6 separate regions of the Homo sapiens genome follow, and regions 1, 3, 4, 5 and 6 are each linked to region 2. A link is a contact called in ENCODE Hi-C or POLR2A ChIA-PET data. All regions are on one chromosome and are shown on one strand. The core of a region is the stretch at or near the end of the contact, and the rest is flanking DNA. Distances in the headings are between cores, read along the strand shown. Region 1 has its middle 37 kb from the start of EGR2. Region 2 has its middle 170 kb from the start of TMEM26-AS1. Region 3 has its middle 80 kb from the start of ZNF365. Region 4 overlaps CCDC6 (coiled-coil domain containing 6). Region 5 has its middle 150 kb from the start of ZNF365. Region 6 overlaps LOC105378327 (a long non-coding RNA gene).

Region 1 (4,171 bases), core at 531-3,030, 1.6 Mb before region 2:
CAATTATCATTATATAAATATAACTTACATATTTATGTTTCATATTTATATGATTCCAGATCATAATTCTTTTGCTTTTAGAAACAGTGACCTTGTCTTGTTCACTGCTATTTCCTGGTGCCTAGAACATGCTCTGTGAAGACTGGTTGTAAGAGAGAAACAAACCTGAAAAATTGTGATGGTCAGTCCCCATCTTTCCAGAGCTAGGCTACTAATGAGGGACCCTTGGTTGGGAGACACCAAGGTTTCTTAAGATTCCTCTTAGAGTTCCACCACCTTTGAGGGTTCCTGCTTACTGAATTTGGAAATGGGTGCCTCCCGACCCACACAGCACCAAAGAATGCTTTGACAGGTGACTTTTGTCTTTTTTCAAATTACAAATGATTAAAAGAAGCCCCACATAGGTTAGATAAGATGACTAGGTCATTTCGAGACCAAGGGTCTAAACAAAGGCCTAGGCATAAAAAAGAATTGAATAGGCTAGGCAAGGTGGTTCACGCCTGTAATCCCAGCACTATGGGAGGCTGAGGTGGGCAGATCATGTGGTCAAGAGATTGAGCTCATCCTGGGCAACATGGTGAAACCCAATCTCTACTAAAACTACAAAAATTAACTGGGTGTGGTGGTGTGCCCCTGTAGTCCCAGCTACTCAGGAGGCTGAGGCAGGAGAATTGCTTGAACCCGGGAGGTGGAGCTTGCAGTGAGCCGAGATTGTGCTACTGCACTCCAGCCTGGCGACAGAGCGAGACTCCATCAAAAAAAAAAAAAAAAAAAAAAAGAATTGAATAATTTTTCAAGACATACATTGGGATGTTGCATAAACAAGGCTGAAAAAAGTAACTTTTTTTTAAAGTAAAGAATAATGACTAGCTTGTTTTTCTCAGAAATGTATTAAGCATTGAATTATGTTATAAAGACATGACTTTCTATTTCCACATATTCTGTTTCAAGAAGCATTTTAACAGCAGCAGTTATGTCCTGGTTTATTGAGAATATCTGCCCCTGGAAATCTAAAAAATCAATATGTGTGCATTATTTTACCTACAGTCATAGCGTCATTGGACGTTAGGCAGGAAGGCAGCAGAGACACTTCCTGATGATCAACCCACTTGTTTTTACTAATACAAATCCTGAGGATCAGAGAGTGGAGAGGTTTGTCTGAAGTGATTCAGCTGCAGCCTGTGCTGGATCATCTTTATTGGCCTGGCTCCCTTTGCCAGCCAGCTCTGTAAACTACATGGATCAGGTTCTCTAGCCTTCTGGGTGGGAGGCAAAGGCAAGAGATTGGAGGATGAGTAGAGGGCAAGGCTGGGGTATTTACTCCATCAACAGCTTCCCTTCTGGGATGTGATTCAGTAGCGGTTGCATTTTTCGACCCAAAGCCGCAGCTCCATCCTGTGGTTCCTTTCACCCCAGGAGTGACCAGGCTTCCGTTGTTGCTAACTCCAGCCTGCTGAACCTGGCTCATGCCTTGCTACATAGTCCCTTTTTACTTACTAGTTTCCATTGAATATGTCATCTGTTTCTTATCTGGGCCCTAACCATACACATTCGAATCCAAGTCTTCTGACTACTGTCCAATGCTGTTTCTATTCCGTTCCCAAATTCAAAGGCTGCTTTAGAAATACAAAGGACTCTGAAAAGTTCTGAAGATCAAATGTACAGCAGGGTGACTATAGTTAATAACGCTGTATTATAGACTTGAAATTTGCTAAGTGAACCGATCTTAAGTGTTCTCCACAAACACACACAAGGATGACTATGTGAAGTGACGGATGTGTTAATTAGCTTGATTGTGGTGACTGTTTCACAACGTACATCAAAACGTCACATGCACAGCTTAAATTTATACAGTTTTTTGGTCAATTATACCTCAATAAAGCTGTAAAATATAAAGATCTATATTTGACAAAAAAGAAGGAAATATACATGACTCTAAGTGCTCTGATTATGTGGAAATATTTTAAAATACTTTGATGAAGTACTAGAAACAGAATCTAAAACTATGGGTAATGAGGCCACAGAGAGGGGAAAGACTGACTCTAGGGAGGTTCTGCAGGAAATCTTGCAAAGGTGAAATTTGACTGAGGCAAAATGTGGAACTGTCTAGAGGGGCAGGAGGGCACTGTGGTTCCTGTGTGGTCAGAGGAACTGAGGTTGCTGCTTTCAATCCTGCAAGAGCTGAAGTCAACCCACCCTGGGTGTGATTTTATGAGATATGTGTTTTTTATCCAGCACAGCCCCTAGGTATAAGCCAAATACTTTGTGCTCAACTAAAGAAGCAGTGCATTTTCCCAACACTGGATAGGAAAGCTGGTTGCATTTGTCTCAGAGAGGGGGCCCCTGCTGGTCTCCAGCATGGTGTCTAGTTGAGATATTGCCAAGAATCAACCTGACCAGGCAGAGTTTTCACCTTAAATCCTGACTTCACTGGAATATCATCTCTACATACTGGTGTTTCATCTTAATTCATTCCCACTTGCTTCCTTTTCCTCATGAAAATGGAATATCAGGCCGGGTGCGGTGTCTCACGCCTGTAATCCCAGCATTTTGGGAGGCCAAGGCAGGTGGATCACCTGAGGTCAGGAGTTTGAGACCAACCTGGCCAACACGGCAAAACCCCATCTCTACTAAAAATACAAAAATTTGCCGGGCACAGTGGTGGACACCTGTAATCCCAGCTACTCAGGAGGCTGAGGCAGGAGAAGCACTTGAACCCAGGAGATGGAGGTTGCAGTGAGCCAAGATCGTGTCACTGCACTGCAGCGCCTGGGTGACAGAGCTAGACTCTGTCTCAAAAAAAAAAAAAAAAAAAAAAAAGGAATAGCAGTAAAGTCATGAGGTAGAATGTAAAGCGAAGTTTCTTGAATAGAGCTGTGCCTCAGAACTGAAAATAACTTTGTTCTAGTCTCATCTCTGTCACTGACTTCATGGGACCTCATGCAAGTGTCTGGGACTCAGGTTCCTCTGAGTAAAATGAAAACTCAGATTAGAATGGCATTTGAGGTCATTTCTGCCTTTCAATTGCTATGATCCCCTAAATAATCAGACTAAATGACAACCTCTTCTCTCTTGAGCTCTCTGCCTATTTGGAGAAACAATTCATGTACTCAGGGTCCCTTCCTCCTGGGTCTTGGAATATGTTTCATAGAGAAAGTGATGAGGTTCTGGTACCCCTAACATTCCTGGACTCAGCAACTGGTGTCTAGACCCGAAGACCTCATGTTCCTGGAGCCCATCCTCTGGCCACTGTCTTCCTGAAGACATGTCATATAGGAAACACAAGGCAGGAGACAGATCTCACAACTTGATTGTTCTGTTGGTAGGACCAAAAGAATCATTTGGAGTTTGACTGCATTATCCAAATCACTTTTCCATTCTACTTGACTCCATCTGTCAACATATGCAAAAAAAAAAAAAAGTCAGTCCAACAATTTTCCTTTTTGATCTGTCCAAGGTCAAATAATCATTCTGGCTGACTTCTTTCCTTGTTGACCAGTTGTTTCAATCCTCCATGGACTCACTCTACAGAAAGCTCAATTTCAATGGTTTCTTTCTGCATAAGCCACTTAAATCAAGTGGCTTTGATTTCTTTTCTGCCTGGCAAACTCTGCCTCCTAACTTTAAAACACAGTTCAAACAGCACCTCCTATGGGAAGCACTTGTCGATGCGCCTTCCTTGGGTAGAATTCATGTTCTTGTCCTCTGTGCTTCCCAGGCACTCTGCACCCATCTCTTTCCTGGCATCTGTTGCCCTGTCATAGAGTTATTTGTATCTGCTAGAGGGGGAGCTTCTGTAGGTCAGAGACCTGGTGTTTGTGTATCTCTGCCTGGAATAGCAACCTCTTAGTGAGGACTTCTTAAGAAAGGAGGAAGGGAAGGGGCAGAGGGAGAGAAGGAAGAAGGGAGGAATTTTCTGTTTGCCAAATGCTTGCAACGTTCTCTCCTTATGCATATTCTGAGGGTGAATGACATACTTCATCGACAATGTAAGGGTGTCTTTGACAGTGAAGTAATAATAAACTACCAGCTGTGGCCTAGTACCACTGAATGGTTTGTTTCTCTTGCTCTGCCATACCTGACTCCCCTATGGCTTGAGTTTGGGGGGAAAAATGCAACAATGACCTTTACATCATCAGATACCCCTAAGGGATGGGTTTTGTTGTTGTTG
Region 2 (4,222 bases), core at 1,189-3,688:
TCATAGACATTTCCTTTATGACATTGAAAATATGACTCTGTCTATTCTACGGCAACTTTTGGTTTCATTAACTCCGTAACAATAAATACTGATTATATAGAAATGAGGTAGTGAGAATGTTCCTGGCCCCTGACTTCAATATCTACTGGTAAGTTATTTAATTTTAAGTGCCTCAAATAGTAATATTTAAAATATGTATAACTGTATCAAATTCTACCACCTTACTACAATTACAAAGAGAATAAAACAAAACAAGAAGTGACACATAGGAAAGCATTTTGGAATGTTCAAAATAAAGTTACTAGTATATTTAGACTGTTTTAGCTGGAAGTGATTGCTTAGTTTCCTGATGTCAGGCACTATAATAAGCAATTTCCTGATACTCTCATTTAATCTTCATGAAATGCTCATGAAGCATATACTGTTATAATGCCTACTTCATATATTAGAAATGAAGCAACAGGGTCACAATTATAAAATGAAGGAGTTAAGATTTGGATTTGTCTAATATCAGAACTGTTAGAACCTGCCTCAGCTAGATTACAAGACATTTTCATGTAGCATGGGAAGGAAATGATCTGTAATATTACAGAGTGATCTCAAGGGTCAATCCTCAATGGATATGCCACGAATGTGGTGGTTGGCAGTCTCTGAGATGGCCCAAGGACTCTCATGTCTTAGTATTCATGCCCTTATATAATCTCCTCCCCACGAGTAGGGGGAGATTTCACGGGTAACTTCTAATGAAGAGAATACAGTAGAGGCGATGAGATACCACTTGCTAAGATAAGGTTATAAAAAGACTGTGGCTTTCATCTTGAGCCTTCTCTCTCACTCCCTGTGGATCACTTCATCCTGGGGAAAGCCAGCTGCCATGTGTGTGAAGCAGCCCTGTGGAGAAGCCCACGTGGTAGGGAGAGGAAGCCTGCCAATAGCCACGCAAATGAGCTTGGATGCAGATCTTCTGGGGACTGCCAACAGCCATATGAGTGATCTTGCAAGTTGATCCCGCCCCAGCTGAGCCTTGATGACTGTAGCCTTGGCCAAAATATTGACTTCAGCCTCATGAGAGATCCAGGTAACCTGCTTCTGGATTCCTGAACCACAGAAAGTCTGAGATAGCAAATGTTTATTATTTATTGTTTTCAGCCACTAAGTCTCATGCAGCAATAAATAACGAATATGAATGGTAACCAAATGACTGGCTGGAGAACTAGAACCTTTTCAAGCCTGCCTCCTTCAATTCATTCAACAAATACTTATTGAGATATTACATGCCAGGCATTAGATGTGGTTCCTGCCCTCAAACTGCTGATCTTCTGATGGGGCATGATGTGGTGGGAAAAATTTTTTTTAAAAATTAAAAATCAAAATTCCTTTTAAACTTCTGGAAAATGATTAGAAAGAGCAGAGATATGGAGCCAGCCAGAAGGGCTCCAATTGCAGTCTCCAGATATGGGTTTTTGGGCTAACAACTCCTTTGAGCTTCAGTTTCTTCATCTGCACAGATGAAAACTACTTCTGAAAAGTTTGTAGAATTAAATAAAATAATGTATTAAAAATACCTGGCATGATACCTGGCATATATTAGTGGCTCAACAAATGCCGATTCTATGAGTATTACTCTTCATCTTTTTAATGTAGGGAATAATCATTAGATTGTGCAGCGTTGTTGAGTGTGCATAAAGAGATAAGCACAGGGCATGATCCATTTTAGATGCAACCAGAGTATTTATTTCTGTTAGTTTCTGTGGACCCTATAAATTATGTTATGACCATAGGAGATGAAAATAATTTTATGAAGAACTTTTGAGGTTCTAATTTTTGTTTAAAATGGACACTTTACTTCTTAAACTGAGGATCTGGTTATTGTTTGTAAAAGATCTTACTATAAGCCAGTAGAAAGAATGGAAAACATGAGTAGGATGGGACATCTGGAATCAAACTTTAGATCACCATATGCAACAAAGTAGAGTGAAAATGGGATTGGAGATCAGAAATTCTGAATTCTTCCTTTGCCTCTGAGTGTCCACTGATGTCCATCACCAAAGGGAGGTGTCAAATAGTTCAGTTCCTTAGGATTATACAACTTGATGAAGGGTTATCATCACAATTATTATTTATAAAACCCATTTCTACTACAACATAACACCATGAAGGATTAGCATTTCTCATAAATTTTCAAGAATTTGACCAACTTGCATCAGTTGCATTAATCTAATATTTATTAAAATTTCTAAAGTAATATCTGAAATTGGAAAGACACATACACAAGCCCAATATCTCCCAAAAAGTGAAAAATCAGTGCTAGACTACATTGGATTTTATTTCTTGAGGAACTAAACATGACCACTAGATGGCACTGGAGTCTGATTTCATCTTTCTATTTCCAGAACAGTCCGTGGGAAAACAACGGTAAGGCTATCATAAATTTTCTGAGTCAGTTACTTGCTTATCTGATGTGGTACAAGATAAAAAACATTTTTGTATTATTTTTGAAGTTCCTAGTAATCCCGTCAATAAATAAACATAATGCCTACTCTTAATCGGAAGCCAACCGATCTCACAAGTGAGTTTCATCATCCTTTGAAGAGCTTCCTGTAAGTAAATTTAAGTTTCTACAAATGAAATAAATTATAATTTACAACCAAAAAGAAAGAAAGAAAGAAAGAGACATGATGTGCCTTTGCCAAAGCGCTGACTCCTGCTGTTAATTTCCTCTAGCAATTCAAATTTCAGTTATGAAACATCTAGGACGGTACCCAGAAATTCATTCAACAAATATTTATTGAGACTTCTAGGATTACAAGGCCCACATAGACACTGAGAGGCAGTGGACACCTGCATGGAGTTTATTTTCTAGGGGAAGAATCAGACAATAAGCAAATGAATAGATACAATAGTTTTATATGCTATGAAGAAAATCAGTGGGTAATGTGATAAAGATAAATAGGGGCAAGCTGAGGCACCTTTGATAAGGTATGCAGAAATCTTCTCTGAAAAGGTGTTAAGGTGGAACTAAAATGACAAGGTAGAGTCATTCATAGAAGGAAGTTTAGCCTGGTCAAGGAACCAAGAGGCAATGAATAGGAATTTGGAGAGGCAGGCAGGCCAGAACATGGAGTGACTTAGAGTTTGTATTCATCTTATTGTACAAGCCACTGAAAGGTTTTAAGCAAGCAAGTTGCACAATCTGATTACATTTTTAAAACATCATTCTGGCTGCTAGTGGGGAATGGATTGTGTGACACAGGGTAACACTAGCAAGTGCTTAATAAATGAATGAATGAATGAATAAATGATGGTGCCTACTATGTGCCTAGTACCAACAAGGTGCTTTTGATTCGCTGAAATTCACTTTACACATTATCACACTGATAGAGTTAGACACTCTTTAGGCAGGTTCTCAAATTTGAGGGTCCATCAGAATCACCTGCAGCACCTGTTAAAACACAGATGACTGGACCACATCTGTTATCATGTTCCCCTCCACCATCACTTCCTCCCGCCACAGCTTCTGATTCAGGAGATCTGGGGTGGGGCCAAGAATCTGCATTACTAACAAGTTTCCAGATGATGCTGATGTTACCAATGTGAGGACCACACTTGGAGAACCACTGCTGTAAGAGGCTGGGCATAAAATGCCAGCAGCTGTTAAAACAAGCAAAAATAGAGAGAACTTATTTTAGTTCTGTTACAGTTCAGCCTTCTGGGTGTTAGAGACCACATTCATTCCTTTCTTGTATTACTAAAGTGGGAAATATCGTTCATTTCCTGACCAAGGATGATGTCCCTTTCTCCCTTACTAACAGAGTTCGAGTGTTGTTCAAGATTATTATTGTGTCCAAGTTCACAGTTGAATCAGGATTCACTTGAACCAAATGTACCAATTGGTACCAAAGCTACCAATTGACTTGGTAGCTTTGCCAGATTAGATACTCACTATCTCAGCCTTTCTTGCATGGTCATGGGACAGAGGTCTGACCAAGAAAAAGTAATGGAAGCCTGTTGAAGATTCTGAGAAAGACTTTCCTTTTTAATAAAAAGGAGAGCAGTGAGAAAAAAGTATTTATTTGTAGGAGACAAATCAGTGAATATTCTCATGCATAAATTGCCACAATTTAAAAAATGTGAATACCTGTCAGTCATGGTGTGCTGGTAAATGTTAACAACAGGCTCTCGGCAATGACAGGGATAAATTGCTGATTTTCATAGTGTAAAT
Region 3 (4,256 bases), core at 201-2,700, 1.2 Mb before region 2:
GCTGAGCTGAAATCGAGTCCCGCTCACATTGAGCTCTCAATTTAGCCTGGTCTAATGCCAGTTCTGCCTCTGATCTTGTTTATATGAGCCAGTAAATTCCTTTTGTATTGCTGAAATCAGATGGATTTGGCTTTTTCTATCCAACTTGCAATCAGAAGAATCTTAACTAATACCAAAGTATACAGGTAACCAATGATAGAAATAAATTCATAAAAATGAGAAGAGAGGGGTGGGGGAGTGGCGTACACAAAATAATTTCTCATCTTACACGGCATGGACAACATAATGTTCAATTCAGTAAATCAAGAAATATAAATATAGGCATGTTTTATGGAGATGATCATGGGAAAGGACTGAAATAAGAAATAAAGTTGGTTTTACTGGGACAGAGAATATGACCAAGGGATGAGGTGTTCATTTTTTTTTTTATCTTATGGAGATCTGTGGTGTCCCATGGGTGGCCACTAGCAGCAGTTGGTCATTTAAATTTAAATTAATTAAAATTTAAAATGCAGCCTCTTGTTCACAGTAGCAGCATTTGTAGTGCTCAACAGCTAGCTACATGTGGCTAGTGGCTACTGTACTAGATTGAACAGATATTGAATCTGTCCATCACCATCACCGCAGCAAGTTTAGTTGGACAACGCTGTAGTGGAGTGTCAGGAGTCACTGTGTAAAGTCAATGAATCAAACAACAGAAGTTTAAATACATCATTCAAAATTGCCCCATCACGATTTCATGGTACAGGCCCTGGAGGAAAAACAGCTTAGTTTCCTTTCAAATCCCAGCTCTGATACTTACAAGTTACTGAACCTTGGGTAAGTCACATTGATCTTTCTGTACTTCAATTCACTTATCAGTAAAATGGCAGAATACATGCAGACCTTTCTCACAAGGTTGCTGTGAGAATTAAATAACCAAATATATGTAAGTTCTTATATTTTGTGCCCAGCATGTGGTAAACATTCAATATTTACTTTTTATTTTCTATCCTTCTCTAAGTTAATTTTATTTTACCATATGCACATAGTTTAAATAAACTATGTATATATGAGATTTATAAATCAGTATTTAAATATAAATATAATATTTAATTTTTATCTCTCATATACAGTATATGTACATATACATATATCTCAGCTCCAGTTCATGGGATTATAGATGCTTTCATTTTCTTCTTTGTACATTTCTATAGTTTCCAAATTTCTGTATTGAACATGTATTATCTTTATCACCAGAAAAAAAAGTTTTTACTTTTAAAGATACCAACATATTTTGAGATGAACAGTGTTCTACATCTGGATCATTTGCTTTTGCTGATTTAGTCCACAGGGGCCCATTACATAATCTGTTGTTAGCCAACTGGGGCTTCATGACCTCTTTCCTGGGCTATTACAAAATCCTCCTGGCTGGTCCCCTTCCCTGTCCAGCTCTCTCCCAGCCTCCCTGTGCTGTCTCCACAGTGCTGCCAGAGTGATCCTTCCACAGCACAACATTTATAACACTCCCCTGCTTAAAACCTGTCAGCGTTTTTCTGTCCTTTACAAGTTAACTGCCCAGTCCAAGGCATGCCCCACCAAAGCCTTCTTATTCTAACCTTGCCTGCCTTTCCAGTCTTTTAACCCCCCACCAAATGTATCCAAGTCTCCACCCACAAACCACAAGGAGGAACATTCTTCTACCCCTTCTCCATTTCCAGTTGGAAGTCCCATTTATCCCACAAGATGTGCCTAACTTTGCACTAATCTCCAAAAGCAGAGCTCAGAGCTCCCACTCCAATCAGCACCACTGTCTCAGAGCCTGTTCTACTGAACAGCAATTATTTGTTTACATTCCAGACTCACCCTCAAGTATGCGCTCCTTGAGGGTGTGGCATCTTTGCCTTCCTGTGTCCAGCCCAGAAATTGACACCAAATAGTGCTTAATAAATGGTTGTTGCACGGATTCAGGAAGAAATTGTTTTAATTAAGATAGTAAATGTTCACTGCAGAAAATTAGAAAGTCTAGATAAATCAGAAGCAAAGAAAAAAAAACATGAAGCACATGTAATACCACCTCTCAGTAACATCAACACCTTGGTATATGTCCACAAGCTAGATTAGAGGTTCTCAAGCTTTCTTGGTTCATGGCACTCTCAGTGTTTCCGTAAATTTGTCTAGCATTTTAGACCAAAATAAATTATGTTTATTATGTAGTTTAGTCCAAACACCTTAATGGTAGTATGTAGTTCCCAGTGTCCAAAGGTGTCACTGTGTTTCCCTAGAAATTTTAGAATATATTGGGATGGGTGTTGCTGTGAATTCACCATAGTGCCCCAGGATTCCTTGGCACACAGTTTGGGAATTACTGGTCTAGACCTTCTAAAAGGATCTTTTAAAATACAATACATTGTCATATTGTACAGACTTTTGTTAACCAATGATTTGTATTTAATAAGAAGTAATACATGACTTTCCTGCTTGGTAACTGCTTATCTACCAATAGCTAATATTTGATAAGTACCTGGTAAGTTCCCTATGAGGAAGGTGTAATGCTACATCATTATCTTCATGAAGAAGCTGAGACACTGAGTTGTACATGAACAGCAAGGTATACGTTTAAAAAGGAAAAAATGAAAAAAGAAACTGAGGCACTGGCAATTTAAGAAACTTTACCAATATCTAACAGGTAGTAAGTTCACAATCAGGCTGCAAACCCAAGAAATCAAGTTTTAGAATCCGTACTCTTTTAACCTTCACAGCATCATTTAAATGGGGTGTGAGGCTACAATGGTGTTCTATGGTAAAGATGTATTACAACTTACTTAAATCATATCCCAAATATTAGACATTTAAATTGTTTCCAAGTTTTCACTATTTTCAACAATCTTGAAATGAACATCTTTATGGCTACATACTTTCATATTTATTTCCTTGGAGAAAAAAATCTATAGAAGTAGAATTTCTTTGTCAAAGAGTACAGTTTCTCAAAGAACTAAAAATAGAACTACCATTTGATCCAGCAATCCCACTGCTGGGTATCTACCCAAAGGAAAAGAAATCAACATATTAAAAAAAGTACCTACACCCACATATTTATTGAAGCACTATTCACAATAGCAAAGATACGGAATTAATCTAAGTGTCCATCCATCAACAGATGATTGGATAAGGAAAATGTGGTACATATATACAATGGAATACTATGCAGCAATTAAAAAGAATGACATCACTCTTTTGCAGCTTGAATGGAACTGGAGGCCATTATTTTAAGTGAAACAACTCAGAAACAGAAAGACAAATACAGCCTGTTCTGTCTTATAAGTGGGAACTAAATAATGTGTCCACGTGGACATTGAGTGGGGAATGATAGGCACTGGCGACTCATAAGGGTGAGAGAGTGAAAGGGATGTGGATGGTAAGAAATTACTTAATGGGCACAATGTGCGTTATTTGGTGATGGATACCCTAAAAGCCCTGACTTTACCACTACAAAATCTATGGATGTAATAAAATTAAATTTGTACCTCATCAATTTATTTAAAAAATTTTTTAAAGATGTACAAACTCCAAGTTTTTTAGTACTTGTATTCCAGCTATTCTACCAAATAGGCTGGATAAATTTCTATTTCATTATTTGTTTTTTCTAATTCAGTGTTTCACAAACACTGAATATTTTTATTATTTAAAAAAATGTTACCAATAAATCTCCCTAAGCCAGGAAGATACACTTACATTTTACAAACCTTTCCACAGCAAAGAATATATTTATGGAACAATGAAGGTGGCAGTAGGAAGGATTCAAGGGACCTTGGGCCTGCCCAGTCCTTCTGTGACCATAGGAGAATAATTTAATATCTTCATTTCTACTTGTCTACTAACATGACCAGTGCTTTTCAAACTTTTCACAGAAATAGCCCAAAGATACAAGAGAATAAAAACTTATTCCTAGAGTTAGGACCCTGGGGTGTATTGATCTAAAGAGATCCATTGCAGGCATGCAGTTTTTCCTCCTCTCAGATTCAGGCCAAAACTGCCTTCTTCTCCATAAGATGTTGGGGTTTTTAATATAGTAACATGAGTTTTGTTTTTTCATTTTTATCAGATAGAATTGTTGCTCCAGGGAGATAGATGTGCAATAACTTAATATGTAGCTTCAAGGACCCCAAGAGACTGCTGTGTACTCCACTTTGAGAAACAAGAAATTCTCTTCAAGATTCTTTCAACCTTGGTCAGTGTAAGATTCTAGAGAACACGATCTGTTCTCCAGTTAACCA
Region 4 (4,568 bases), core at 567-3,066, 1.4 Mb after region 2:
CAGAGCTTTTGTCTTCGTTAGTTTACCTAGTTAACTTGCTTTGTAGGTCTTAAACATCAAATTGCATACAGAGGTCTCTGTCTTAATGTGATGCATGTGTTCCTGAAAACCTTTGCATTCTCCAGAATCACACACTAAAAATATTAGGGTTGATGGAAGAATAGCATCGGCGCAGACCACTAACTCAAACTTTGCCATGTTGTAACTAGAGAATTAAACAGTTTTTGGTTCCTTAGGAGGTACAACTTGGACTTGTGATGTAGTTTTCAACAGATCAGCAACTTTAAGATGAACTGCTAGTGCTTGAGGTGCCAACTGTATGCAGGACTCAGCATTCACAGATAGAAACATAAAAAAGGTCTTTGTCCTTGAAGCTCACCTGGACAAGAACCTTTGAACTTCTGTGTCCTTCAAACCTTCTTTTTCCTCTGGTGTTCAGAAAGACTTCACCTCTCCCAAATCTTTCCTGGTTCAGTCACTGAGTACCCTGTAACAGCCACCCTAGATGAGCAGATCTCTACCAGACTTTAAATATATTTTAGTGATGATAAATAACTATTTTTTGGACAAAATTTGGAAAACAGGTTCATTATATAGATAATAGGTCATCAGTGCCATCCCTCACAACCACCTCTATTCTGGTTTATGTGCTTCTAGTCATTTCTAACATATCTGAGGGTTGGTGTGAACCTTTAAAGCAAAATTTGGGTCATGTTGTGGTTCCCACCATGTTTTTTCCCAACTGAACACGTATCATGACAATTTTCACTTGTTCTTAATCATGGCAACATATTATTTCATTGTCAGGATACACCGTCATTTATTAGTGCCTATATTGGTTTCCTGTTGCTGCTGTAACAAATTATTACAAATGTAGTGGCCTGAAGTAACATAGATTTATCATCTCATAGTTGTATAGGTTAGAAGTCCAATATGGGTCTCACTGGGCTAAAATCAGAGTGTGACAGGGCTGCAGTTTTTCTGGAAGTCCCAGAGGAGAGTCCATTTTCTTGCCTCTCCAACTTCTAGAGGCTACCTGCATCTCATGGCCCCTTCCTCATCCTCAAACCCAGCAATGGCAAGTCAAGTCATCATTAGGCATCACTCTGATCTCTTCTCTGCCTCCATTTTCCATTTTAAAGGACCTCTGTGATTATACGGGTCCCATTCAGAGAACCCAAGATAATTTCCTTATTTTAAAGTCAGTTGATGGGCAACCTTAATTCTATCTGTTCCCTTAATTCCCCTTTGCATGTAAGTAACATTTTCATAGGTTCTGGGGATTCAAATGTAGACAGCTTGAGGCAAAGTTTGCAGGAGGGAGCATTCTGCCTTCACTGGCAGAATAGGAGTATTGTTAGTGAATTGGTTGTTTGCATTGGTATGGATGGCATTTCTGTGAATATCTTTGTATATTGATCTCTGTATATCTTTGGTTAATCCATGAACCACCTTTCTGTAAACGGAGGATTTCAATGTGATAATTTTAATATGTTTGATAAAAATGATAAAATTACAGAAACTCTAGTCTTGGTTGGATAGGAGAACAAAAGGCAAGTTTAGTGCCAAAGAAAACATTTTAGAACTGGGAGAAGATCAATTTGTGCCTTTGTTACATTCCTGTTAGAGTGTAAGGTCCTGTCTCATTATAGTTTTATTATATTCCCTGTGCCTTCTGGCATATGGAATCTATGTAGGGGTGTGTGCGTGTGTGTGTGTGTGTGTGTGTGTGTTTGCTAGGTAAATGTGTAAGGAAATGAATGTCTACGCTTCGGACATGCTTCACCATTCTTTCACTTCGTTTTCTTTCAGTATTAGATGTCATAGATCTTCACTGACCATGGTTGATTTTGCAGCATTTGGGATTTTGACAGCTGTATTGTGTCTAAATGTGCTACTGCCTCAACATCATAGGAATGGGGAACATTCATTCTCATATAGAAGATTTAAGATGTACTTGGATTGTTTTAACTATTCTGTTTTGATAATTTTAAAAGCTACATATGTGTTCTCTGTCCTTCTTTTTTTTTAAAAATTAGCAGTCTATTACAAAATCATCACAAATTTAGGTAAATACCATTGTCAGAAACCAAGATTGAAAAACCTGCATTTACTTTGAAATATTCAGAATAAAGTGGCATATTAAAATACTAAATATTAAAATATAGCTCCACAGTCTCTTATCCCATGAGGCCAGATATGTTTTAGAATTTAGGTTTTTTTGGTGGTGGGAGTTGGGTCTGTTTGTTTCCCAAGGCTGTTGTAACAATGTTTCACAGACTGAGTGGCATAAAACAATAGAAATTAATTTTCTCACAGTTCTGGAGGGGCCAGAAGTCCAAAATCAAGGTGTTGGTAAGGGTTGTTCTCCCTTGGAAACCTCTGGCCGGGGAAGATCCTTCTGTGATTCTTCTAGTTTCTAGTATCTCCAGGCGTTCCTTGGCTTGCAGCTGCAGCACTTCAGTTCCTGCCTCTGAAGTCATGTGGTCATCTTCTCCTTGTATGTTTCTGTCTGTATTTTCCCTTCTTATAAGGACAGCAGTCGTATTGGATTGGGGCCCACTCCAGTGATCTCATCTTAGCTTGATTACATCTGCAAAGAACCTATTTCCAAATAAGGTCACATTCACAAGTATGTGGGGTTAGGAATTGAACATATCTTTTTCAAGGACACAGTCCATCCCATAAAAGGGAGTGGAGCTATGGAAAGGTACTGAGCACCTACCACGTATACTGTAGCACCGCCAGAGGATTGAAACAGCAGACACATCAAACCACCTCAGCAAAACATGTGAACAGGCATGCTAAGTTTGATGATAAAGCTGCAAAGAGCCTCATGTCAATTCAGATCAGGCTTGCCACCAAGTGAACGCAGTTGTTTGGTTGCTTGCCAAATGTAGCTTTCGGTTTTCAGTCTTCTGGGTTTTGGAATTGTGTTTAAAGGATCGAGGACCTGTGCTAGATTTTCACCTTAATTCCTAATGACAGCTTAGCAATATTTCTTAGAAGTTCTAGCAGGGAAGAGTTACTGCTTATGCACTTTCTAATGTTGTTACCTTCCCCCACCCCCCCATCTGGAAAGTTATCCTCTTTGACTGGATGCAGCCCCAGGTATCAAGGTGGTGAGATGTAGTTTGACCATGAAATCCTTGTGTCCAACTAGAATAGAAACTTGATGCTGAAAGTTAACCCCTTGCTAGAGGTTAAACCTTCCGTCCCTCTTTACTCACTGAAAACTAGAAAATGTTCATACATCAATAACCTCCAACTCACAAAGCCAGCCTTATAGTTAAAGCAGTGTGTCTTTTACTTCTTCGGAGGAATTGGCTTCCATAGAAAGTCAGTTCAGAAGCCCAACCCCTGGACACCTTCGCACGAGCAAGGAGACAAGGAACAGGATGTAAATTGGCTACCATTTTCTTACCTGCAACAGCACAGGAAACAGACACAGCTTTGTAGCTGCAAATGTAGGCAGCTGTTTGCTTAAGTCTCCGTATCTTAACTGAATACTGATACCCAAGGTTGGGGAATCTGCTGGAAGAAACATCCAGCTAGCACAGCCTCAGACTGTTCAAGCATGTTCATTGTAACGATTCTTCAAAGGGCAGAAGCATTGGAAACAACTGGAAGGAATGTCAGGCAGTAGAGAGATGGTTTTGGCACATCAGTGAGATAGGTTGTTTACAACATCAAAAATTATTGGAGGAACATTTAATCATAGAGATAGTTAAAATCTAGTAAGTGGAGTGAGGATACAGTGTGCGTGTAATGTGAACCAATTTTGTAAAATGTGTAAGCACAGAGGTTACAAGGGATGGATAACATTAGCAGTGCTTTTAATAATTGGCTCCTTATTTTCTTTATACTTGAGAATTTTCTAGTTTCCTGTAATCCATTTCCCTTCTTCCTCCCTTTAAGTCCCTTGTTTGAGGAGCCTTTTACTTTTGGAGGAGAACTTGTATCCTTATATTTAATCAGAGTGCTATTTTTTTTTCTTTTGCCAATTAGCAACTGAATTTGGGGAATACTTAGTGGGAATTTTTGTTCAAAGCAGCGTGGATCCCCTGCCCCCTCACAAGGCAGGATGTGTGCTGTGCCATAAAGGACTTCATATTATCTCCCATTTTACAGATGGGGAAATGTAGGCAGGCTGAAGAAAGAAAGTAGCTTGCCAAGGTTAATTAAGAGTTAACAGCAAAACCAGGACGAGGGCTAAGGTCTCCTGATTAGCTAGCGCTGTATCTTTTTATCTGCTCCAGGCTCTCCAACCAAACTGTTCAATGGAACCTTGGGGCCCCATCCCTCAGAGCTGACCCAGTTTGTCAGGGCAAGGGTCTGGGCATCAGTAGTGCATCAACTTTTTTTTTTTTTTTTTTTTTTTTTAATGAGTATTAGGTGATGCCAGTGAAATCTTGATGTTGAGCTTTGGGAATCCATTGCCTACAAAGCAGTCCCTCCGAGATTTGTGTGTACGTGTATACACATGTAAACACAAGGTGAATGTTTATTTTTACGTACTTGAGTGCTTCGTATATACAAGGCGGTGTTCTTAGCTCTGCGAATGTGGT
Region 5 (4,313 bases), core at 416-2,915, 1.2 Mb before region 2:
GGAGTGTGCTTACTCCATCTTCCTTGGAACCAGAACTCTTAAGTATGCTTTTAAAATTATTTTCAAAAGTGCCACTATTTTCATCTCATCTAGATTAAATTCAAGACCCAAGTGATAATTTCATTGGCCATCATTAGTTCTGTTACAGGCTATAGATGAAAACAGTCTTGGAGTCAATTCTTTTACATGTGACATTATCTTGAGTAAATTACCTATTGAGACTCTGTGTGTCAGTACTCTTACCTTCACGATAGGGACACAGGTCAGAGATAGCAATTAGTAATTAGTTAGAAATACATTGCAGTAGTCTAGGAAAGAAGTAATAGTGGCTCAGATCAGAGTAGTCATCATAGTAACACAGAGAGCCTCTTTGGCTTTTTTCATCTCACATTCATAGTCTATCCACCTTGATTTTCAAGATAAACAAGAGGATGTGGTCAAACAAAAAAGAGTCACTGTTTCAGTTCTTTTTTTTTTTTTTTCTGCCTCAAACAGAACCTTGATCTTTGTTAAAGTTCAGTATGAGGAACTGGTTTTGAATATTCGAGAGAAGAGAAAGTTTAGGAGTGAGGCTAGAGTAGGGCTGGAAACAGCATAGTTGTCTTCAAATAGCTAAAGGACTGTTTAATAGAAGAAACACTAAATGTATTATAAGCAAGCAGACACAAATAGAACTAAAGGAAAGACATTACAAGGAATCAGTTTAGCTTAATGGCAGGAAGAACTTGGTAATGGTTAAAGCTGTCTGTCTTAGTCTGTTTTCTGTTGCTTATAACAAAATACCTGAAACCGGGTAATTTATAAAGAAAAGGCATTTATTTGAACAGCAGGAAAATGGTGGATAGAAGGCAGGACTAACTTCCAGCTCCCACTCAGATGGACAGAGCAGCTTGTGGAGATGCACATTGTAAACTTTTACTCCAAGAACTACTGCAGGAACATACCCGGAAAGCCTAGAGAATCCACAGACCCTTTGAAGGAAGCAGATTGCTCCTGCAGGCCCCAGAAGATGGTTGAAAAAATGTGAGTGCCCAAAGTGTGAAAGGGGGATTGTCTGCCCTTGAACACACACCTTCACGGGGGAAACTGAAGGTCCAGATAATGGGAGAAGGATTTGATCTTACCTAGAGTTGAGACAAATTTAGAGAGCTAAGCAAAATACAAGGGTAGAAGTAGTGGGAAGAGCCCTGTGGGCTCTCTCGGTCCCCAGGGAAGCCATTTCTGACTTAGTCTCACAGAGATCCTTGGGAAGGGCTGCCAGAGGAACTGGGAAAAGACCACAGGGAGAAAGAAACTTCCAGCTGAACTTTGTAACAATTTCAACTGAACACAAATTTCCTCGATAGAAACTGGGGGAGGAGGTGAATCGGGAGTGGATACACAGCACAGAAGCCGCAGCAGGCAGGGAGGCACAAGACCTGAAAGCCCTGCTTGCTTTCTCAGCTAAAAGGCTAGTAGCCTGTGGCAAGTTCTCAGCCCTGCTCACTGGCTGCCTGGAAATAAACTCAGTGCTGTTGGTGGGGGCATGGTGGGAGTGAGACCAGCCTCTTGGGCTGCATGGGAGCTAGGTGAAGCCTGTAACTGCCAGCTTTCCCCGACTTCCCTGGTGACCTGCATGACACATCAGAGGCAGCTACAATCCCCCTGGGAACATAACTTCACTGGCCTGAGAACCACATCCCCATACCCCACAGCAGCTGCAGCAAGCCCCACCCAAGGAGAGCCTGAGCTCAGACAGGCCTAACCCTGCCCCGACCTGATGGTCTTTCTCTACCCACCCTTGTAGCCAAAGACAAAGGACATAATCTCTTCGGAGCTCTAGGGCTCCACCCACTGCCTTGATCCTCCCTATACTATGGCAACTGATGCTCCCCTGAAAGTGCCACCTCCTGGCTGGAGGCCAACAAATACAAAACTAGTGCAATAGACAAAACTACAACTAAGGACCCTCACAGAATCCATTTCACTCCCCTGCCAACTCCACCAAAACAGGTGCTGGTATCCAAGACTGAGACACCTGAAGATGGTAGACATGAAAATGGTTCACATCACAGGACTTTGGTCAGACACTCCCCAGTACCAGCCCAGAACCCAGTAGCTCCACTGAGTGGCTACATCCAGAAGAGAAATAACTGCAGTTTGGCTCTCAGGAAGCCACATCCTTAGGGGAAGGGGAGAGCACTACATCAAGGGAGCACCCCTTGGGACAAAGAATCTGAACAGCAGCTCTTGAGTCCCAGATCTTCCCTCTGACATAGTCTGTCCAAATGAGAAGGAATCAGAAAAACAGTTTTGGTAAAATGACAAAACATGTTTCTTTAACACCTCCAAAAGATCACACTAGCTCACCAGCAATGGATCCAAACCAAGAAGAAGTCTCTGAATTGCCAGAAAAAAAATTCAGAAGGTCGATTATTAAGCAAATTAAGGAGACACCAGAGAAAGATGAAGTCCAACTTAATGAAACCAAAACAATGATACAGGAAATGAAGGTGATATGGTTTGGCTGTGTCCCCACCCAAATCTCATCTTGAATTGTAGCTCCCATAATCCCTATGTGTCATGGGAGGGACACAGTGGGAGGTAATTGAATCATGGGAGCAGAGTTTTTCCCATGCTGTTCTCATGATAGTGAATAAGTCTCATGAGATCTGATGGTCTTATTAAGGGCAATTCCCCTGCACATGCTTTCTTGCAGCCATGTAAGATGTGCCTTTGCTCTTCCTTTGCCTTCTGCCATGATTGTGAGGCCTCCCCAGCCATGTGGAACTGTGAGTCCATAAAACCTCTTTTTCTTTATAAATTACCAAGTCTTGGGTATTTCTTCGTAGCAGTATGAAAATGGACTAATACAGAAGGGAAAAATCTTCGGTGAAATAGCATAAATAGAAAACAATCACAATTTTTGGAAATGAAGGACATACTTAGAGAAATGCAAAATACACTGGGAAGTCTCAGCAACAGAATCGAACAAGCAGAAGAAAGAACTTCAGAGCTCAAAAACAGGTTTTCAAATTAACCCAATCCAACAAAGACAAAGAAAATAGAATTTTTTAAAAAATGAACAAAGCCTCCAAGAAGTTTGGGACTATGTAACTAAACCTAAAAATAATTTGTGTTCCTTAGAAAGAAGAAATCTAACAAGTTTGGAAAACATATTTGAGGGAAAAATCAAGGCAAACTTTCCTAGCCTTGCCAGAGACCTAGACATCCAAATACAAGAAGCTCAAAAAAACACCTGGGAAATTTATCACAAAAAGATCATTGCCTAGGCACATAGTCATCAGGTTATCTGAAGTCAAGATGAAGGAAATAAATCTTAAGAGCTGTGAGGCAAAAACACCAGGTAACCTATAAAGGAAAACATATGAGATTAACAGCAGATTTCTCAGCAGAAACCCTACAAGCTAGAAGGGATTGGGGCCCTATCTCTAGCCTCCTTAAACAAAACAATTATCAGCTAAGAATTTTGTAACCAGTGAAACTAAGCTTCATAAATGAAGAAAAGATACAGGTTTTTTTTTAGACAAACAAATACTAAGAGAATTCACCACTATAAAGCCTGCACTACAAGAACTGCTAAAAGGAGCTCTAAATCTTGAAACAAATCCTCAAACTACACCAAAATATAACCTCCTTAAAGCATAAATCTCACAGCACCTATAAAGCAAAAACATAATAAATAAATTTTAGAAAACAAGGTATTGAGGCAACAAATAGCACAATGGATAGAATAGTATCTCACATCTCAATATTAACATTGAATGTAAATGGCCTAAATGCTCTACTTAAAAGATACAGAATGGCAGAATGGATAAGAATACACCAACTAAGTATCTGCTGTCTTCAAGAGACTCAAATAACACACAAGGACTCACATAAACTTAAGGTAAAGGGGTAGAACAAGATATTCCATGCAAATGGGCACCAAAAACAAGCAGGGGTAGCTATTCTTTTGTCAGACAAAACAAACTGTAAAGCAACAGCAGTTAAAAAAGACAAAAAGGAGCTGGACACAGTGGCTCATGCCTGTAATCCTAGCACGTTGGGAGGCTGAGGCAGGAGGATCACCTGAGGTCAGGAGTTCAAGACCAGCCTGGCCAACATGGTGAAACCCTGTCTCTGCAAAAATACAAAAATTAGCTGGTATGGTGGCATGCACCTGTAATACCAGCCACTCCGGAGGCTGAGGCAGAAGAAGCACTTGAACCCAGGAGGCAGAGTTTGCAGTGAGCCGAGATCATGCCATTGCACTCCAGCCTGGGTGACAGAGCAAGACTCTATCTCAAAACAAACAAACAAACAAACAAACA
Region 6 (4,366 bases), core at 620-3,119, 1.4 Mb before region 2:
ATATATTGTATAGAGCAGAAATCTGCTTCCCTGGGGCTCCTACCCATTTGTCCCAGTTCTGCTTTCTGGAGACAGACAGAAATAGTTTAAACCAATTTCCAGCTTTCAGCTCCATCAGAGCAGAAACTTTGTCAGTCTGGTTCTTTGGTGACTCTCTGGAGCAATGGCTGGCACAGAGTGGAAGCTTAATAAGTGATACTCGAATAAATTAATGAATGAGGAGCTTCATGTATCTGTTGTAGGATTACCATATGATTTAAGTCTTCAAGACTGGCACACCTAAGAGCTCACATGGTGGAAACCTCCTCACCCCTCCTCAACCTGGATCCTCTCTGTCAAAGGAGTTCTGGATGGAGAGGCGTATGCTAAGGATCTTTGGGCAAGGGGCAAGGACCCTTGGGATTTAATTTATCTACCAAGTGCTTCTGAAAAAAAGCTGTACAAAAAATGCACTGCATAAAAGCAACTTGATAATCCTGATGAAAGCAACCAGACCCTTATCAGGGAATGAGCTATGACCCTGGCATGAGGGTCAGACATCATCGATGGTCACCAATGTAGTAAGACTTGAGAGGCACTGGAAAGTCTCACCGGCTCCCGTGGTAAGACCAGAAACTTCACCATCAGAGAGTCATTACTTTGGGTAAAGTACTTCTCTCTCCTTTAAATGTAATTAGCGGACATAGTGAGTTGCCAATATCTTGGAGTGAATTCGCTGACCTAACTCTTTTCTTTAAGGATAAGGGACCTTAATGATGCTGGATTCTGGGGAAGAACCAGGCCTCAGAGAGAGAAGGGGCAAAATCTGCTGAGCTAGAGGGTGGAAGGAAAGTACATTTTGTTTAACTGGATAAATATTCAGGCCCCTGCAAGCTGCTTCAGTGTGGAAAAGACAATTTGGGGTGGGGGAACGGTAGTCTGGCCCCACATAAACCCTTTAAAATTGCAGACTCCCCCATCCCCCGCCACTGAGAGTCTTCCACATGAATTTGATGTAATGGGAGTAGCACACTCACACATTTTGGAAGATAAGAGCTGAATGTGTTTAAATAACTATCAGGCTGGCGGGAAAGATATCCAGGCTTGCCTGGAGCCACCTTTTCACCACAGAAGGGAAAAACCTAACCCTGACAAGCACGTGGCTGATTATTAGCCGTGTGATGAAGTGTTACTTCCTGTGCAGGACATTCGCATTTCTTGAGAAACTCTTTCTCAATCATAGTGAGTGATATTTTTAGAAAATGAAGGCCTTTGTTTTCTTCCTCTATGTGTATGCTCCCCGCTTCCCTTCACTTCCCCCAAGTCCCATACCCTACCCCAGAGAAGAGATTTAATGAGGGAGTGCATGTCCCCACATGGGGTGGGGGGAGGAGAGTGGGCAGACAATCAGAAAAATGCAATTTACCTGCCCTAGTAGAACTTGAATCACCATACAGACATCTCTTTCATAGTTTTTGCAGCCAAATGTTGCTTTCCTTTCTTGTTTTCCTTCCAGATAATGCAGCTAATATCTTTTCCTTGTGGGGTTGTATTTACTATTCTGAGATCACATTAACATTACTCATTTAACAATCTGCAATGTTTTGAAACCGACATGTCTCACCATATCCCAGAATGGGGTTTTTTTCTCCGCCTGATGCTTTGATTGATAAGGACCGCCCATGACCATGACCTTTAAGATGCATAGTCCAGAGGGCATGGGGTTTGGGCGAAAGGCGGCAAAGGCCTCCCTATCAGCAGGATCACTGTGAGCTCCTGCTCAACAAATGACAGTGCACACTTCACTGCAGATTGGATGCTTTCTGAACTGGTGGAGGCTCAGGAAGCTGCTCTGAGCTGCCCAGACTGAGCAACTGAAACTAAAAGTGAAGCCGTCAAACGCAGCTTCCTGAGCTTTCAGTTCTGGTTGATTTGATGGAGAGTGGGGTGCTATGTTCTCTAACTGTTTTATGGCAGGATCTGTGCACAGGGGTGAGAGTAAAGACTATTAAGAGATCATCCCCACCCTGAAGGAGTTTTCAGTCTAGCAGAGAGACAGACATGTAAATAAGTGTGGTAGATGCCTTCCGAAGATATATACACTGTGGCAGATCGGAGAAAGTGGGCAGTTCTCTAAGGAGGGGAGAGGAGTTGGGGGGATGGGGAAAGTTATAGAAGACTAAAGAGAGAATGCTTGGACTAGGCCTTCATGAAGAAGTAGGCGCTGTCTAGGTGGGAATGAAACGCAAGTGTATTTTTTTTTTTTTGCCTTTGCAAATACATTGAAAAGCATGATGCTCTGGGGGAACTTCTAGAACTCTGATGGCCAGAGTATAAGTTGGAGAGAAGGAAGGGGGAAGAGCAGAGATGAAATATAGGAGGCAGATCACAGAGCCCCCTGCAGGCCCTACAATGGGGTTTTTATTCTACCACATAGGCAATGGGAAGCTACTGGCTAGACTTTAAGTAAGGCAGAGGCTTATTAGACTTTCATTTTAAAAAGGTCGCTTGAGTATCTGTGGGGAGAATAAGCCTGGTTGAGACAGAAGGCAAGAAAAGTAGTTGGGAGGCTGTTAAAATAATTCAAGAAAGATGTGAAGTTTGCAAATAAGGGAGTGGAAGAGTGGAAGGATTAGAGAAGGAGAGAATTACCAAGATTTGGTGATTGGGTAGTAGAGGGAGAGGGTTGAGAGTTAAAGGAAAACGAGACATGTAAGATGCCACCCAGGATTCTGGTTTGAGTGACTATAGAAGACATGGAACGAAAGGGGTGTAAGACAACTAATTCTGTGTTGTGCATGTTGAATTTGAGATGCTTGTGGGACACCGAAGTGGAGAGGCCCAATGTGCAGTTGCTTATGTGGGTTTGACGCACAAAAGATAGGTCAGGGATGAGGAGAAAAACATGAGAGCCATTGGTGAGCAGGTGGCTGTTGAAAGCATGGCAGGGGAGGCCCTGTCCTGTGGGAAGGGCAGAAGGTCAAGGACAGTCCCTCAATTCGTCAACTCAAAGTTGTGGGCAAAGATGGAAGAGCCAGAAAGGGCAACTGCCAAGGAGAAGAGGAGAAATTTGTGTCAAGGAAGGCAGGAGAGAGGGTTTCAAGAGGATAAGACTGGTCCACAGTGTCACACGCTTCAGGGAGGCCAGTGAGACGAAGACTAAAAGCATGCACTGGATAGAGCACTTGGTGATCTTGATGCAGTGAAGCCACAGTGTGGCCCTGGGTGTGGAGGTGAAATTAGCATAGGTGGAAATGGGAGGTGAGTGAGTGGAGGCAATGCACGCGGAAGGCTTGCCCAGGAGAAGGAGGAAAGAGCTTCACCAAAATATTTAGAACTACTGATTTTGTCTGAAAGTTATTTCACAACCAAACAAGGCAGGGTAGTGTCATAGGACAAGAAAGGTGGATTTTGACTACTGAGAACTTCTCACTGTGTTGCAGGCCCTGGGCTGAGGGCTTTGGCATTACAGTCTTGAGTATTCTTTTATTGTATTCTGTCCTTTCATTTTCCTCCAAGATTTTGCAGCCACTCTCCCCTCCCTGCTCAGATTCTACCTCTGCTGTAGCTGGGCTTACACCGTAAGGGCATTTGAGGTCTAGATGAAATCTTAGAAATATAAGACTCTCTCAAAGTTTTTCAATAAGCAGGGCTAATACTAATAATCAATGCTAAACAGCAATCAACAATGTCATGATACCCTAATAAACCTTTAAAGAAGAACTTAGACAAGAAAGCTGTCAAAATGGAAATGGGGGTAGAGTCTTGGCCATGTCAGGGGAAACAAGCACAGAGACCCAGGGTGGTGAGCATGTGTCCTGGGAGGTGGTGGTGCCAGGTGTCCACCACGCTATGTGAGGCAGCCACGTTATTGTTTTGAACAGCGTATCCTCAACCTAGCCTCTTCTAATTGTATAATCACAAAGCTGTAATCACTGATTCCAAAGAGCTGGAAGCCTCAGACGATTGAAAAGTCAAAATGCAGATGTGACAGTAATACAGGAGACACACCTTCCTGTGTGCAGAGGTGGTGAAATGAGAGAATTAATGGTTGGAACAGTTGTCAGGGTTTCCAACTTCTCTAACTTGGAAGGAGTCATTAGGTGAATAAATAGCATACTCCCACTCACACCAGCAGAAGCCAGAATGACCTAGTGGGTAGATAGGGAGTAGCTGTAGTAATAGAACTTGTGTTTCCTCATTGAGTTTTTAATAGAGTTCAGGATCTATCTTTGCCCCTTGTCAGGGGCCACGTTCAGTCCCTCCCATCTCTCCTTCCAGCATCCTTCTTCCTTCGTAGAAAATGGCTTCTATATTTTAAGCCCAGAGTAAGTACCAGGCACAGCACTAAGCATACTGAATATATTCACTTACTTGCATTTTGCAG

What was found. Hi-C counts contacts between places; a loop is a spot of excess contacts on that map. ChIA-PET counts read pairs that join two places held with the same protein, here RNA polymerase II (POLR2A). Pooled maps may share reads with other maps.
Region 1: a map with no recorded cell type shows a loop between it and region 2 (6-fold over the local background). The contact joins two enhancer-like sites. A Hi-C loop is called at or near these places in 2 of 37 single-sample maps with no recorded cell type and 6 of 50 pooled maps.
Region 3: a map with no recorded cell type shows a loop between it and region 2 (21-fold over the local background). The contact joins two enhancer-like sites. A Hi-C loop is called at or near these places in 8 of 37 single-sample maps with no recorded cell type and 4 of 50 pooled maps.
Region 4: a pooled map shows a loop between it and region 2 (14-fold over the local background). The contact joins two enhancer-like sites. A Hi-C loop is called at or near these places in 2 of 37 single-sample maps with no recorded cell type and 6 of 50 pooled maps. POLR2A ChIA-PET finds 5 or more read pairs at or near these places in 1 of 52 experiments (activated B cell).
Region 5: a map with no recorded cell type shows a loop between it and region 2 (11-fold over the local background). The contact joins two enhancer-like sites. A Hi-C loop is called at or near these places in 3 of 37 single-sample maps with no recorded cell type and 9 of 50 pooled maps.
Region 6: a map with no recorded cell type shows a loop between it and region 2 (16-fold over the local background). The contact joins two enhancer-like sites. A Hi-C loop is called at or near these places in 2 of 37 single-sample maps with no recorded cell type and 6 of 50 pooled maps.

Annotation. Positions count from the first base shown.
Region 1 is chr10:62,851,125-62,855,295 of GRCh38, reverse strand. No RefSeq gene overlaps it. Among named protein-coding and RNA genes, the nearest start is that of EGR2, 37 kb to the right of the region's middle. Within about 2 kb of position 1,780, at least 4 of the 41 ENCODE cell types and tissues checked have a DNase peak (open chromatin) inside an H3K27ac peak, as active enhancers do.
Region 2 is chr10:61,282,612-61,286,833 of GRCh38, reverse strand. No RefSeq gene overlaps it. Among named protein-coding and RNA genes, the nearest start is that of TMEM26-AS1, 170 kb to the left of the region's middle. Within about 2 kb of position 2,438, at least 3 of the 41 ENCODE cell types and tissues checked have a DNase peak (open chromatin) inside an H3K27ac peak, as active enhancers do.
Region 3 is chr10:62,452,410-62,456,665 of GRCh38, reverse strand. It overlaps a transcript of ZNF365 not described here. Among named protein-coding and RNA genes, the nearest start is that of ZNF365, 80 kb to the right of the region's middle. Within about 2 kb of position 1,450, at least 9 of the 41 ENCODE cell types and tissues checked have a DNase peak (open chromatin) inside an H3K27ac peak, as active enhancers do.
Region 4 is chr10:59,871,284-59,875,851 of GRCh38, reverse strand. All of the region lies in intron 1 of CCDC6 (coiled-coil domain containing 6), which reads left to right. Among named protein-coding and RNA genes, the nearest start is that of CCDC6, 33 kb to the left of the region's middle. RefSeq lists an enhancer at 2,567-2,861. Within about 2 kb of position 1,816, at least 10 of the 41 ENCODE cell types and tissues checked have a DNase peak (open chromatin) inside an H3K27ac peak, as active enhancers do.
Region 5 is chr10:62,524,808-62,529,120 of GRCh38, reverse strand. No RefSeq gene overlaps it. Among named protein-coding and RNA genes, the nearest start is that of ZNF365, 150 kb to the right of the region's middle. RefSeq lists an enhancer at 1,571-1,790. Within about 2 kb of position 1,665, at least 5 of the 41 ENCODE cell types and tissues checked have a DNase peak (open chromatin) inside an H3K27ac peak, as active enhancers do.
Region 6 is chr10:62,635,019-62,639,384 of GRCh38, reverse strand. The region is part of intron 1 of LOC105378327 (a long non-coding RNA gene); the gene reads left to right. Among named protein-coding and RNA genes, the nearest start is that of ADO, 170 kb to the left of the region's middle. RefSeq lists enhancers at 1,244-1,473, 1,484-1,723, 2,014-2,103. Within about 2 kb of position 1,869, at least 20 of the 41 ENCODE cell types and tissues checked have a DNase peak (open chromatin) inside an H3K27ac peak, as active enhancers do.